Linked DNA regions of Homo sapiens: all the other regions are linked to region 1. Evidence: chromatin contacts called from ENCODE Hi-C or POLR2A ChIA-PET data. All regions are on one chromosome and are shown on one strand. The core of a region is the stretch at or near the end of the contact, and the rest is flanking DNA. Distances in the headings are between cores, read along the strand shown.

What was found. Hi-C counts contacts between places; a loop is a spot of excess contacts on that map. ChIA-PET counts read pairs that join two places held with the same protein, here RNA polymerase II (POLR2A). Pooled maps may share reads with other maps.
Region 2: a pooled map shows a loop between it and region 1 (6-fold over the local background). The contact joins the promoter of CNOT4 here to the promoter of TMEM209 in region 1. A Hi-C loop is called at or near these places in 3 of 50 pooled maps. POLR2A ChIA-PET finds 5 or more read pairs at or near these places in 2 of 52 experiments (B cell and HepG2).
Region 3: a map of naive thymus-derived CD4-positive, alpha-beta T cell shows a loop between it and region 1 (12-fold over the local background). The contact joins the promoter of WDR91 here to the promoter of TMEM209 in region 1. A Hi-C loop is called at or near these places in 1 of 168 maps with a recorded cell type or tissue (naive thymus-derived CD4-positive, alpha-beta T cell) and 6 of 50 pooled maps. POLR2A ChIA-PET finds 5 or more read pairs at or near these places in 1 of 52 experiments (activated CD4-positive, alpha-beta T cell).

Annotation. Positions count from the first base shown.
Region 1 is chr7:130,203,421-130,207,231 of GRCh38, forward strand. It overlaps TMEM209 (transmembrane protein 209), which reads right to left and starts at 1,986. Exons shown (of 15, transcript NM_032842.4): 1 at 1,953-1,986; 2 at 554-690; 3 at 368-426. The coding sequence starts at 1,955. It also overlaps a transcript of SSMEM1 not described here. RefSeq lists a silencer at 469-763 and enhancers at 1,425-2,224, 1,901-2,080, 2,141-2,250.
Region 2 is chr7:135,508,035-135,511,845 of GRCh38, forward strand. It overlaps CNOT4 (CCR4-NOT transcription complex subunit 4), which reads right to left and starts at 2,068. Exons shown (of 12, transcript NM_001190850.2): 1 at 1,855-2,068. RefSeq lists enhancers at 1,138-2,043, 1,814-2,013, 2,044-2,948, 2,324-2,443, 2,594-2,763 and a silencer at 2,014-2,253.
Region 3 is chr7:135,209,941-135,213,751 of GRCh38, forward strand. It overlaps WDR91 (WD repeat domain 91), which reads right to left and starts at 1,586. Exons shown (of 15, transcript NM_014149.4): 1 at 1,440-1,586. The coding sequence starts at 1,562. RefSeq lists an enhancer at 1-118 and a silencer at 1,289-1,828.

The DNA of each region.
Region 1 (3,811 bases), core at 736-3,235:
AGAATGTGAAAACTGAGGAAGGCATCAATGGAGCAGAAATCTGGGCTGGTCTTGAAAAGTAAAAAGGTAGAGACACAGAAAGCGCATTTCAGGAGAGTAATAAAAACAAATCTCACTAACCTCTAAACTTATTTTTCTTCACAGAACTCATAATTACCTGAAGTGTTATTAATCTGATTGTCTAACAGAATGTTCCTTTCATAATAGCAGGGATTTACCTTGCTCCCTTTCTGCTGTATTCCCAGTTTTTACAACCCAGCAGGCAGTCAAATACTTGTTGAATAAGGAAATGTATACTAAGCTGAATTAAACCTGAAGGCAGTTTTTTATTGGTAAATGTAAGTTACAGTGAAAATTACTTACTTACCAATATACCAGAGGGGCCAGTATGTCACATTGTAGTATGAACTAATCAATTTTCCAGTCCTGAAAAAAAATTAGAAAGGCTTTCCAGTGAACCTAAAAACACCAAAAATCAAAAACAAACACAAAAACCTGTGGAACCAGCCACTGGCTTCTTAAAGTTTCACTTTTTTTGGACTGATTCACTTACATTTCAGTATATATCATTCCAGCCATAGATACATTTAGGAGTCCCCAGGCTAAGACCACTTTCCTAGCCTCTGTTTCTTTTCTCATCTTGATGGTTCTGTCAATAAGGGAAGCACTAGGGTGTGCCTCCCCCTGCATCTATGAAAAAACAAAAAGCACAGGAATTAACCAGAAGAAACTATTGCTCCATTTAAAAACCAAATTTTGCATCCCTTATAAAGGTAACTGAAACCGCATATACCTTCTCTCATCTTTAAAATGTTTTATCAAAACTTCTTCCATTTTAATATCAGTATATGAAAAGGGAACCCAAAATTATATGTAACTTAATTGGCATCACAGTGTAATCAACAGAGAAGTGGCTGGTTATTTATCTATTTATTTGTTTTGAGACGGAGTCTTGCTGTCTCCCAGGCTAGAATGCAGTGGCGCGATCTCGACTCACTGCAACCTCCGCCTCCCGGGTTCAAGCGATTCTCCTGCCTCAGACTCCCGAGTAGCTGGGATTACAGACGCCCGCCACCGCGTCCGACTGATTTTTGTATTTTTAGTAGAGACGGGATTTCAACATTTTGGCCAGGCTGGTCTCGAACTCCTGACCTTGTGATCCACCCGCCTCGGCCTCCCAAAGTGTTGGGATTACAGGCGTGAGCCACCGCGCCCAGCCGTGGCTGGTTATTTAAGAACAATTTAATACTTCCAATACATAAAAATGTCTTATTTTGTAATTTAAGGGTTATGTCTAGAAATACTTTGTATTTTGTCTTTGGGGTATGTTACACGGACTAGGCAAAAGGCTAACTTCAGAAACTCAAAATGTCAAGTTTTGGGAGACTATATTCCATATCTGCTGTAAGTCATAAAGACTGTTGTACATCCTCATGCAGACGCCATTACTATCTCAACAACTCTGCACTTGGACAGCTGTACTCCAGGGCTCTCCCTTTTGTGTGTGGATAAAGGACAAGGATCCAAGTTTTAGAAGGGCACGTACTTATGATGGGGTGGTGAGCGGAGTAAGAGGGAGAGAGGGGAAAACGTGCATTGTTTTGGTCCACATTTGGGATTTATAATTCCTCCTTTCTTCAGCTAGGCTCAACTCTTACAGACCGTGCAAAACTTGTTCCAGCGACAAGCAGTCGTATCCCACAGAGGACAGAGCAATAGCTTTCGCGCCACTCAGCCCCCGCGTCCCAATTTCCCAGTCCAGAGCTTCCCTCCCCGGCTCCTGGGCACGAACTTCAGCAACCCTATTGCTTCTTTCTTCCCTTCCCCTAGAGAGGCGGAACGCCTAGCCACATCCCCCTTGGCTGAACCCAGGACAGATCAGCAGGCGCGGAACTCCCACAACCCGCGTAGATTCCAAGACAGGAAGCACAAACACGACCCCGAAAACGCACCATGTCCTCTGGCCGGAAAACGCAGGCTCGCGCCACTCTCTCTGGGCATGCGCAAAGCCAAGCTCAAGCGGGAGGCCACCGGCAAGCGGCTCTAAAGTTACCGGAAGAACTAGGTAGTCTCTTCTCGCGAGAAAGGGAGGGGTCGCAGGCCCAGGCGCTCGGAGCGTTACCAGGGAAACAGGTCTCGGTTTTGCGGCTCCCACTCAGCTGCGGGAGAAAGCTAAGCAGCAAAATTCAGACCAGGCTCTGAACCCGCAGTAAAAAGTAATAATTGTAACAAGCTGAATTTTGTATCTATTAATATAATTTTAGCTTCCCTAGGGCATTTATGGACTCACATGTGTAAACTGATTAAGTAGGGCGGCTCACCGTAGGATAGAGTGGCGTGATAAAGTGGCCAGACACCATCAGTGACAAAGCATTTCTTTCCCCTGTGTTAAAGTATCTATGTCAAGAGTCCTGACCCCATGTAATTTTTTTTTTGGTAGAGACAGGGTTTCGCCATGTTGGCCAGTCTGGTCTCGATTTCCTAACCTCAAGGGATCCGCCCGCCTCAGCCTCCCAAACGCCTGCTGGCCTCCCACCGCCTTTTGGGATTACAGGCGTGGCCCACCGCGCCCGGCCTAAATTCTTAATCTGTTTAATAGGGTGCAGCAATAACAAGCACACCCAAAATTTGTTTTATTGAAGTTGCTAGTGGTTTTGAGGTTAAAAATAATAACACATTTTCGTATGTATTTTTTGGAAGAGCTGCTCATCCTGAGGAAAAGGTTGAGCTTTGTTTTATTTAGCACAAATACCTACAAGTGTGCCGCTGAGCCAGGCGCACGGATATAGAAAATAAGACCTTCCTGGTTATTACCCAGAGGAGCTCAACCCCAGCGGAGGCCCACAGATGCATTTCGGTGGCAGGTGAGGTGGATGCAGTGCTCCCCAAGGAGGCGCATCCAGCCCAGCCCCAGCTCTCGCGAGCTTCCTGGAGGAGATGACGCGTTAGAGTCCACAGCCAGAAACCCAGGGCCTGGGGACTTGTTCTGAAGTGTGCCTCCTAATAAAAACATTAAGCCATGCCACAGTAAGCTAGTGGATTACATCATGTATGTCCAATGGCCAAAGTTTTTCCTAAAATGATCCTAAGATTAATACCACGTGGTATTGTATATTAATGAAAATCGGCAGGTATGCTGTGCTCTTGAAGAGCTGTTAAGTTTTATCATTTTTAGATTGCTTTAGCAGCAATGTTGTTTTGCTCTAGTTTTAGATTTAGAGATGAACTAACTGGAAAATTGTTCAAAGTGAAAGGGCTCAAGGTGCAATCAAAATTAGAATACCGGCCGGGCGCGGTGGCTCACGCCTGTAATCCCAACACTTTGGGAGGCCGAGGCGGGCGGATCACGAGGTCAGGAGATGGAGACCAGCCTGGCCAAGACGCTGAAACCCTGTCTCTACTAAAAAGACAAAAAATTAGTAGGGCGTGGTGGCATGCGCCTGTAATCCCAATTACTCTGGAGGCTGAGGCAGGAGAATCACTTGAGCCTGGGAAGCCGAGGTTGCGGTGAGCCAAGATGGTGCCACTGCATTCCAGTCTGGGCGACAGAGTGAGACCCTGCTAAAAAAAAAAAAAAAAAAAATTAGAATACCGGTTTCCCACCCCCTCCATATGTGACTCTTTCCTAAGAAGAAATTGTATGCATTTGATGTAGTTCATAGTAGTTCATAACGGGCACATCTGTGTTTTTCCCTCTTAATCTATAAGCTGTTGTGCATTTATTCAAGGCTTAAAAAAGAACACCACTGACCAAATGACAGCATTATGTATTAGGGCTGCCATAACGCAATATCACAGACAGGTGGCTTAA
Region 2 (3,811 bases), core at 818-3,317, 5.3 Mb after region 1:
AAGTGAACATAATGCCAAATGTTAAGATTCCAAATTTTACAGGTAAAATTTGTAAAAATTACAATAACCCAGTAATGGACTGCCACATGAGACTGTCACTGATTTTAAACATTTTTACATATATCTTAAGAATACAATGTCATGTAAGTCATGTTTAAACTTGGGATGTATGTATTTGAACTATGTAATCTTGGTTGCTTTTCTGGTAATTCTTTATCTCACAGTGGTCTGATTATAGCCAGGGCTGCTTCTTCCCATTTTACCATTAGTCAGTACATCTTAATTTTGCTTTCACCAAAACATGGACATCATAAGCCACCTCTTGCTTCCAGTTTTCTGCTTTTTACTGTAGATAACAATGACAGTGAGTTCCACCAAATGCATGTATGTGCACAGCTTTGTCATTCTTTTCCCAGCCCCCTTCTTTTCTATGAGAAAAATACGAGGAACTTAGGTTTATATAAAAATGTCGATTTTTCTTTTGCATACATAACTAATGGATTTTCAAGACAAGACAATTTATTCTGATAACTATCATCCTAGAAATGTCAAGAGAACTTCCCAAATCCAAAAATAAGAAGAAAATCTGATATTAACTGGAGAGGAAATTTCCACTCAAATCATAAATAAAATGTCATCAATTAAGCTGAACATCAATAAAACTCAGTCAAAAATCAAGCCTCAATACAGAACCCACACATAACCCACATGTAATCAAAATATCACTTATATTTGCTAGCGGAGTTCACAGATGAATTCTGTATGTGCGCCAGATTTATCTTATTTTGTAATGCTGGGGTTAATATTTATTGGTATAAATCAGGGCCCACACTAAGTGTCCTGGGGAGAGGCAATCCAAAGAACGCTTAGTAGCATGATAAAACCGGTCCAAAACGAAAAAAAAGAAAAAAAGCCAAGTCCTAACACAACAGAGCGAATAAGCGACAAATAGATCACAGAAAGCAAAACGAAAACGGTCCTCTCCGGAGTAGCCTGAATAAAAGATCTTCACTCATAACGTTTAATAGTATCCTACCTCACTTCATTCACTTCCCAACTTCCTTTTACTTTTCAAGGGCCACCACGGGGCTTCCCTTTTTCTGGAAGTGTATATTGAAAGGATCTGTACAGGAAAGAGGGAAGGAACGGACAATTCTCAAGAAGGCTGAGAAACAGGTGGGTTAGCAGGAGGAGCATAATCTAGATACTTAAGGGGCAGCTTTAAGATGACAGATGTGGTGGAAGGAAAGACTGCAAATCGGAAGCAGCTCTAGTGTGGCAGATACACTGTGGGCTGATTGCAAGCACCAGAGGGGGGCAAAGGCTAACTCCAGAGTGGTAGCAGTGGAGCAAAAAAACAAGCAGCAGGACGAGTGGGCAATGAGCAGTGGGATTAATGAGCAGCAGCAGCCAACACGGATCAGAGTGGAAGTGATGGCTTTGGTCTTGGGAGACGGGGGCCAGAGGGAAAGGACGTCAGACAGGGAACAGGGGATTGGGGAAACAAGGAGGGCTGAGACCTAAGAATCCTGCCCCGGTGAAAATGCAGGGGGAAAAGCTGGAGACCAAAAGCCGCCTCGGCTCCCCAATTAAAGAAATTCTCGAAGGAGAGTCGCTGCTTGCCGCCGCGCTGCCTTCTGACCCGCTCCCTTTTCCTTATGGTAACTGCTGTGGCGTAAAGGGGAGAGGGAGGAAGAGGAGGAGGAGGAAGAAGACCAAGGAGGAGGAGGGTGAAGATGAGGCGGGGGGTGGGGAGAAAGGGGGGTGCGGCCTGTACAGTCCCAGCGAAGCCTCCGCTCTCTCGTAGCCGGTCAGCCCCGGGTTTCCCCTAAGCCCAGCCCCGCATAGACTCACCCGCCTGCCTTGCCTCGCTTTTCCCTCAGCCGACTCCACGGGCTGCCGCGTCCTCACAAGAAACCACCGAACGAGCGTCGGGGAAAAAACTCTTCAGAACCGGGCCTGATTGCTTCAGCGAGTCCGACCTTTACGGCTGAGAGAGAGACTCTCAGCTTTCGGTGGGTTCCACAGCCAGACGGGCCACCATCTTACATTAGGGTAAGACTCCTCCGGCCTCCCGTGCGCAGGCGCACGCTGATCCGGCCAGGAGGGGCGGGGGAGGGGCGGGAGGAGCGGCGGGCGGCTGAGTGGGAGGTTGCGGTGGCCGCTCCCGCAGCACCCTGGGAGTTGAAGTCCTCGGAGGGTAACCTCCCAGGGGCACGCCGGGAGTTGAAGTCCTCTCTCAGAGGGCGGAGGGGATCGCCCACCTCACGTGGCTGCTGGACTGATGCCTTTCTTCGTGTTTTGCTTCCTTCTCTGCACGCGTGTGCTGCTTCAATGTCATTTGGTCGGCGGTTTTCACTAGTGATTCCGTGTCCTCGGTGTTTGCGGAAATGTGCTACCCCAAGACTGGGGCGAGGCTAAACAGTTTTTCGGGGAGCCCGGAATGTTTATTCTCTGCCCCGCCCACCAGGGATATCTAAAGGGGGCGGGGTGGAGGTGGAGGCAGGTTGTGGGTACGAAGAGCGCGGGATTTGATCCAGGGTGAGAATTTGATACAGACTTGGCGTCTGTTTGCGAACAAGGAGGAAACAGGCGCCTGTTTAATTCATTTCCCTGTCCTTGCGCATTTGGGGCCACCACCCTTGATCCCTTCTTCACTGTAAAATCACCAGTGAAGACATACACTAAATTGTTCTGTGCAGATTACCCAAGAGAACGGAACACCCGTGCACTTACAATAACGTGCTTCTGTTGGTGTGAATTTGAGAATTTGCGGACCTCGGTGCAAATTAGTGTTAGTTCGGTGTCCAGCCAGCACAGCTGTGTGCAAGTTTACAAACTACACACATCGGCACATCCCCAAGAACAATAAATGCAGCCACAATCCCTACGAGCACTGAGGAATCATCAGTCACAAAAGTCAGTCAATGTACTGGTCGCCCCGTTTGCATCCCAGAACTCTGGTGGAAGTGGCGCTCGAAGCAGTAACTTTTGCTTATTGCATGTATTCTTCACCCACTCATACAGCAAATACTCAATGAGCTCCTCCTAGCTGCCGGGTACTCTTCTATATATTGAGAATACAATGGTGAGCAAAATAGAAAAAATTCCCTGTCCCTATTCTAGTGATGTGTTGGGATGAGGAAGAGGAGAGAAGAGGCATTATTTTAAAAATACGTGATTAAAATGCATAGTATGTCATAACCGATTTTAAAAACTTAAAGCAGGGAAGGGGAGTAGGGAAAGAGGTTGCAGTTTTAAATTTACGAACTTAATTTCATAATAAGCCCTCAATTCATTGTTTTTTCTTTTTTTTTTTTTTTGAGACGGAGTCTAGCTCTGTCACCCAGGCTGGAGTGCAGTGGCGCGATCTCGGCTCACTGCGACCTCCGCCTGCCGGATTCAAGTGATTCTCCTGCCTCAGCCTCCCGAGTAGCTGGGATTACAGGCACGTGCCACCACGCCAGGCTAATTTTTATATTTTTAGTAGAGACAGGGTTTCACCATGTTGGTCAGCCTGGTCTCGAACTCCTGACCTCAGGTAATCTGCCTGCCTCGGCCTCCCAAAGTACTGGGATTACAGACGTGAGCCAGGGCACCCGGCCTCATTCTTTTGGTACATTGGTTTTCTGTGTTTCAGTTTCCTCACTATAAACCTAGAGACAACAGTTACTTGGGTAAAAATTAAAATATGTAGTGAAGTCACATTTTACCCAAAGTTTGAAATTATAGAATCATGAAATGATTACCTAGCAAGGAAACTTGGGAAATTATTTGGATTTCCCTTTAGGTAATTAAATGCCTAAACATT
Region 3 (3,811 bases), core at 336-2,835, 5.0 Mb after region 1:
GTGGTTTGACCCTCTAGCAAGCACGGAAATTTCAGGTGTAAAAGGGCTCTGGCCCAGAACCTAAGAGATCTGGCTCCAGATCTTGGATCTGCCTCTGACTTACTTGATCAATTTGGCAGTGTCATCAGGCCAGGCACCGTGGCTCACGCCTGTAATCCCAGCATTTTGGGAGGCTGAGGTGGATGGATCACCTGAGGTCAGGAGTTCGAGACCAGCCTTGCCAACATGGTGAAACCCCGACTCTACTAAAAATACAAAAATTAGCTGGACGTGGTGGCACGCGCCTGTAATCCCAGCTACTCGGGAGGCTGAGGCAGGAGAATCGCTTGAACCCAGAAGGCAGAGGTTGCAGTGAGCTGAGATCGTGCCACTGCACTCCAGCCTAAGCGACAGAGTGAGACTTTCTGTCAAAAAAGAAAAAAAAATGGCAGTGTTGCTTAACTGTAGTTTCAGTTACCTCACATTTTTAAAAAAGGGGGTGGGGTGAAGAAGAGCTATGAGACAATCTCCACAATTCCCAGATCCCAAGGATCATGAGGAGGTGCATGGACTGACTCCTTCAAGTCATCAAAGTTCCACGAAGCCGTGGTAGCTGCTCAGAGTGTCAGCCAAGGAAGTCACCTTCTTGTGAGGAGCAATTACAGCAGAGTACAGAATCTGGAAAAGGGTTTGGATATCAATACCAATCCAATGCCCCTAGTTTATAGATCAGGCCACTGAAGCCCAGAGGGGTGAAATGATTTGCTTTTGCCACTAAGTAGCCACTAACTTTGGCCAGGCAGGAAACCAGATCTCCTAACTCCCCTCCAGTGCTCTTGCTGTTAGCTCACTGCCTCTCATTGAAGTCAGTACACACAAACATACAAATCACACACATATACATTCCAAGAACCTCGCAATGGAAAATCATTTTAGAGCAGGGGAAGTTTGGGTTTCTCTAATGTGCCATGAGGTCTTCCACAACTGCAGAAGCAAAATTGCCGATGAGTCCCTGACGAGGCCATTTTAAACAAACACCGCAGATACTTGAACGCAGCTAACGTTTTGGACTGCAGACTTCTTTGCTTCCACTGCCACTGGAAGCCAACACGAATATCTGTTGCCAAAACGCAACCATCTACCTAACCTCGGCTCCTAAAACCTCATCGCCATCCTGGCCAAGGAGGCTGGAGTGGAGACAGAACCCTAGACCAGGAGCCGGGGCATCGGGGCTCCAGCCTCGGCGATGCTCCTGACTCGGGGGGCGGCTTCAGGCAGGTCCTGTCCGTCTGAGGGTCTCAGTTCCTCATCCGTCAAGCTGGGGTCGGACGCGCTGAGGTCTCCGGCGCCCCGGCGCGAGTGACAGCGCCGCTCTCGCCCCGGAGGCAGTGCTGGGGGGAAGCCCGCTCCCCGGCTCCCTCGGGCCGCCTCTGCCCGCGCCGCTCCCGCCGGCCTCTCACCCGGAACCCCTTCTCCTTGTCCGCCTTGATCTCGGCGTCCAGCTGCCGCAGTGTGTGCGTGAACCCGCGGAAGAGCAGGTACTCCCGGACCAGCTCGTCAGTGCGCTCCACGGCCTCCGCCATCGCAGCGCTAGCGTCTTTAGGGGTGGTGCGGTGAGGGACGGAGGGGCGGGGCCTGGGAGAAATGGGGCGGGGCCGGACGCGGGCGCCGAGCACGTCACGCCGCGACAGGCCTACCAGCCCGCACGCACTGGGCGACCAGCCTGAGGCCCCGCCCCTCGGCCGGCTCCCCGCCCGAGGCCCCGCCCCTGAGCCAGCCCCAGCCCGCCTGGCCGCTCGAGTCACCCTTACCCCTCCCGAGGAGTGGCGAGGGGAGGTCCTGGCGGCGCCGGCGGCGGCTTTGTCTGAATTACTGAAAGTGGCGGCTGCCACCCACGTCAAACAAGACTGGATCTTAAGAACATCCCAGGTAGTCCCGAGGCGGGCAGGGGGTGCGGCGCCCTGTTGGTTGGCGTTACATCGCAGAGCTCCCGGTCCCCTGCCCTCCTCCTACACGGAGGAAGCTGGAGCCCTAAGAGCAGAGTGACCTGCGTGAAGCCACAACACGCGTGTCCTCAGAGAGCGCTAACTCCCCCAAATCTCTGCTTTCATTAGTAAGACGAATTGGCTACACAGCAAGATAACCAAGATGCACTGCTAGGATAGGCAAATTTCATAGCAGTGTATGTACGCTATAGTCCTGGTTTCTTGTGAAAAAAAAATTAGGTATGTATGTGTGTACATTTTTTAAATTCAGGAAGATTATACACCAAGTTCCTATGCAGTCGGGTCTCTGCATCCTCGGGTTCCGCATTCACGGATTCAACCAACGAGGATTGAAAATATTTTTTCCAAAGTTTTAAAAATAAAAAATAGCCGGGCGCAGTGGCTCACACTTGTAATCCTAACATTTTGGGAGGCCAGGGTAGGCGGATCTCTTGGCCCCAGGAGTTGGAGACCAGCCTGGACAACATGACGAAACCACATCTCCACAAAAAAAAAAAAAAAAAAAAAATGCGGAGCGCAGTGGCTCACGCCTGCAATCCCAGCACTTTGGGAGGCCGAGGTGGGCGGATCACCTGAGGTCGGGAGTTTGAGACCAGCCTGACCAACATGGAGAAACCCCGTCTCTACTAAAAATACAAGATTAGCCGGGCGTTGTGGCGCATGCCTGTAATCCCAGCTACTCGGGAGGCTGAAGCAGGAGAATCGCTTGAACCCAGAAGGTGGAGGTTGCAGTGAGCCGAAATCGCGCCATTGCATACCAGCCTGGGCAACAAGAGCGAAACTCTGTCTCAAAAAAAAAAAAAAAAAAAAATTAGCCGGGCGTGGTGGTGCTGCCTGTGGTCCCAGCTACTTGGGAGGCTGAGGCAGGAGGATCACTTGAGCCCAGGAGGTCGAGGCTGCAGTGAGCTGTGATTGTACCACTGCACTCCAGCCTGGGTGACAGAGCAGGACACCGTCTCAGTTTAAAAAAGAATACAATTTTTAAAAACACAAATTAAATATAGCATAACAACAATTTACATAACATGTACAATGTATTCAGTATTATAAGCAATGTAGAGATTATTTAAAGTATACAGGAGGAAGTGTATAGGTTAGATGCAAATACTAGGCCTTTTTACATCAGGGCATCCATGGATTTTGGTCTTCTAGGGAGGGTCCTAAAACCAACCCCCTGCAGATACCAAGTGACAATTGGAGTGGTTTTATCTGAGAGGTGAGACTATGAAGGACTTCTTGTTTTTTACTTTCTTTTTATTGTTGAAGTTTTTACAAGGTGCACGTATTTTTGTAAGTAGGAAAATAGCCAATATCTTTGAGACTTGCTTCTGCAGAATGGTGACAATAGGCCGGGCGCGGTGGCTCACGCCTGTAATCCCAGCACTTTGGGAGGCGGAGGCAGGCGGATCACAAGGTCAGGAGATCGAGACCATCCTGGCTAACACGGTGAAATCCCGTCTCTACTAAAAATACAAAAAATTAGCCGGGCGTGGTGGCGGGCGCCTGTAGTCCCAGCTACTCGGGGGGGCTGAGGCAGGAGAATGGCGTAAGCCCGGGAGGCGGAGCTTGCAGTGAGCCGAGATCGCGCCACTTCACTCCAGCCTGGTCGACAGAGCGAGACTCCGTCTCAAAAAAAAAAAAATGGTGACAATAACACCCACCTTGCACAGTAGTAATGAAGATTTAATAAGACAGTGTATGTAAAACGCTTAGCACAGTGAATGGCCTATTGGTAAAATGCATGGAGTGTTCCCTTCTCCTTCCCTCGAATGGTATGACTTTTCGTGTTTGTCAAAATACAACTCAGAATCATTGCTGCCCCTCTG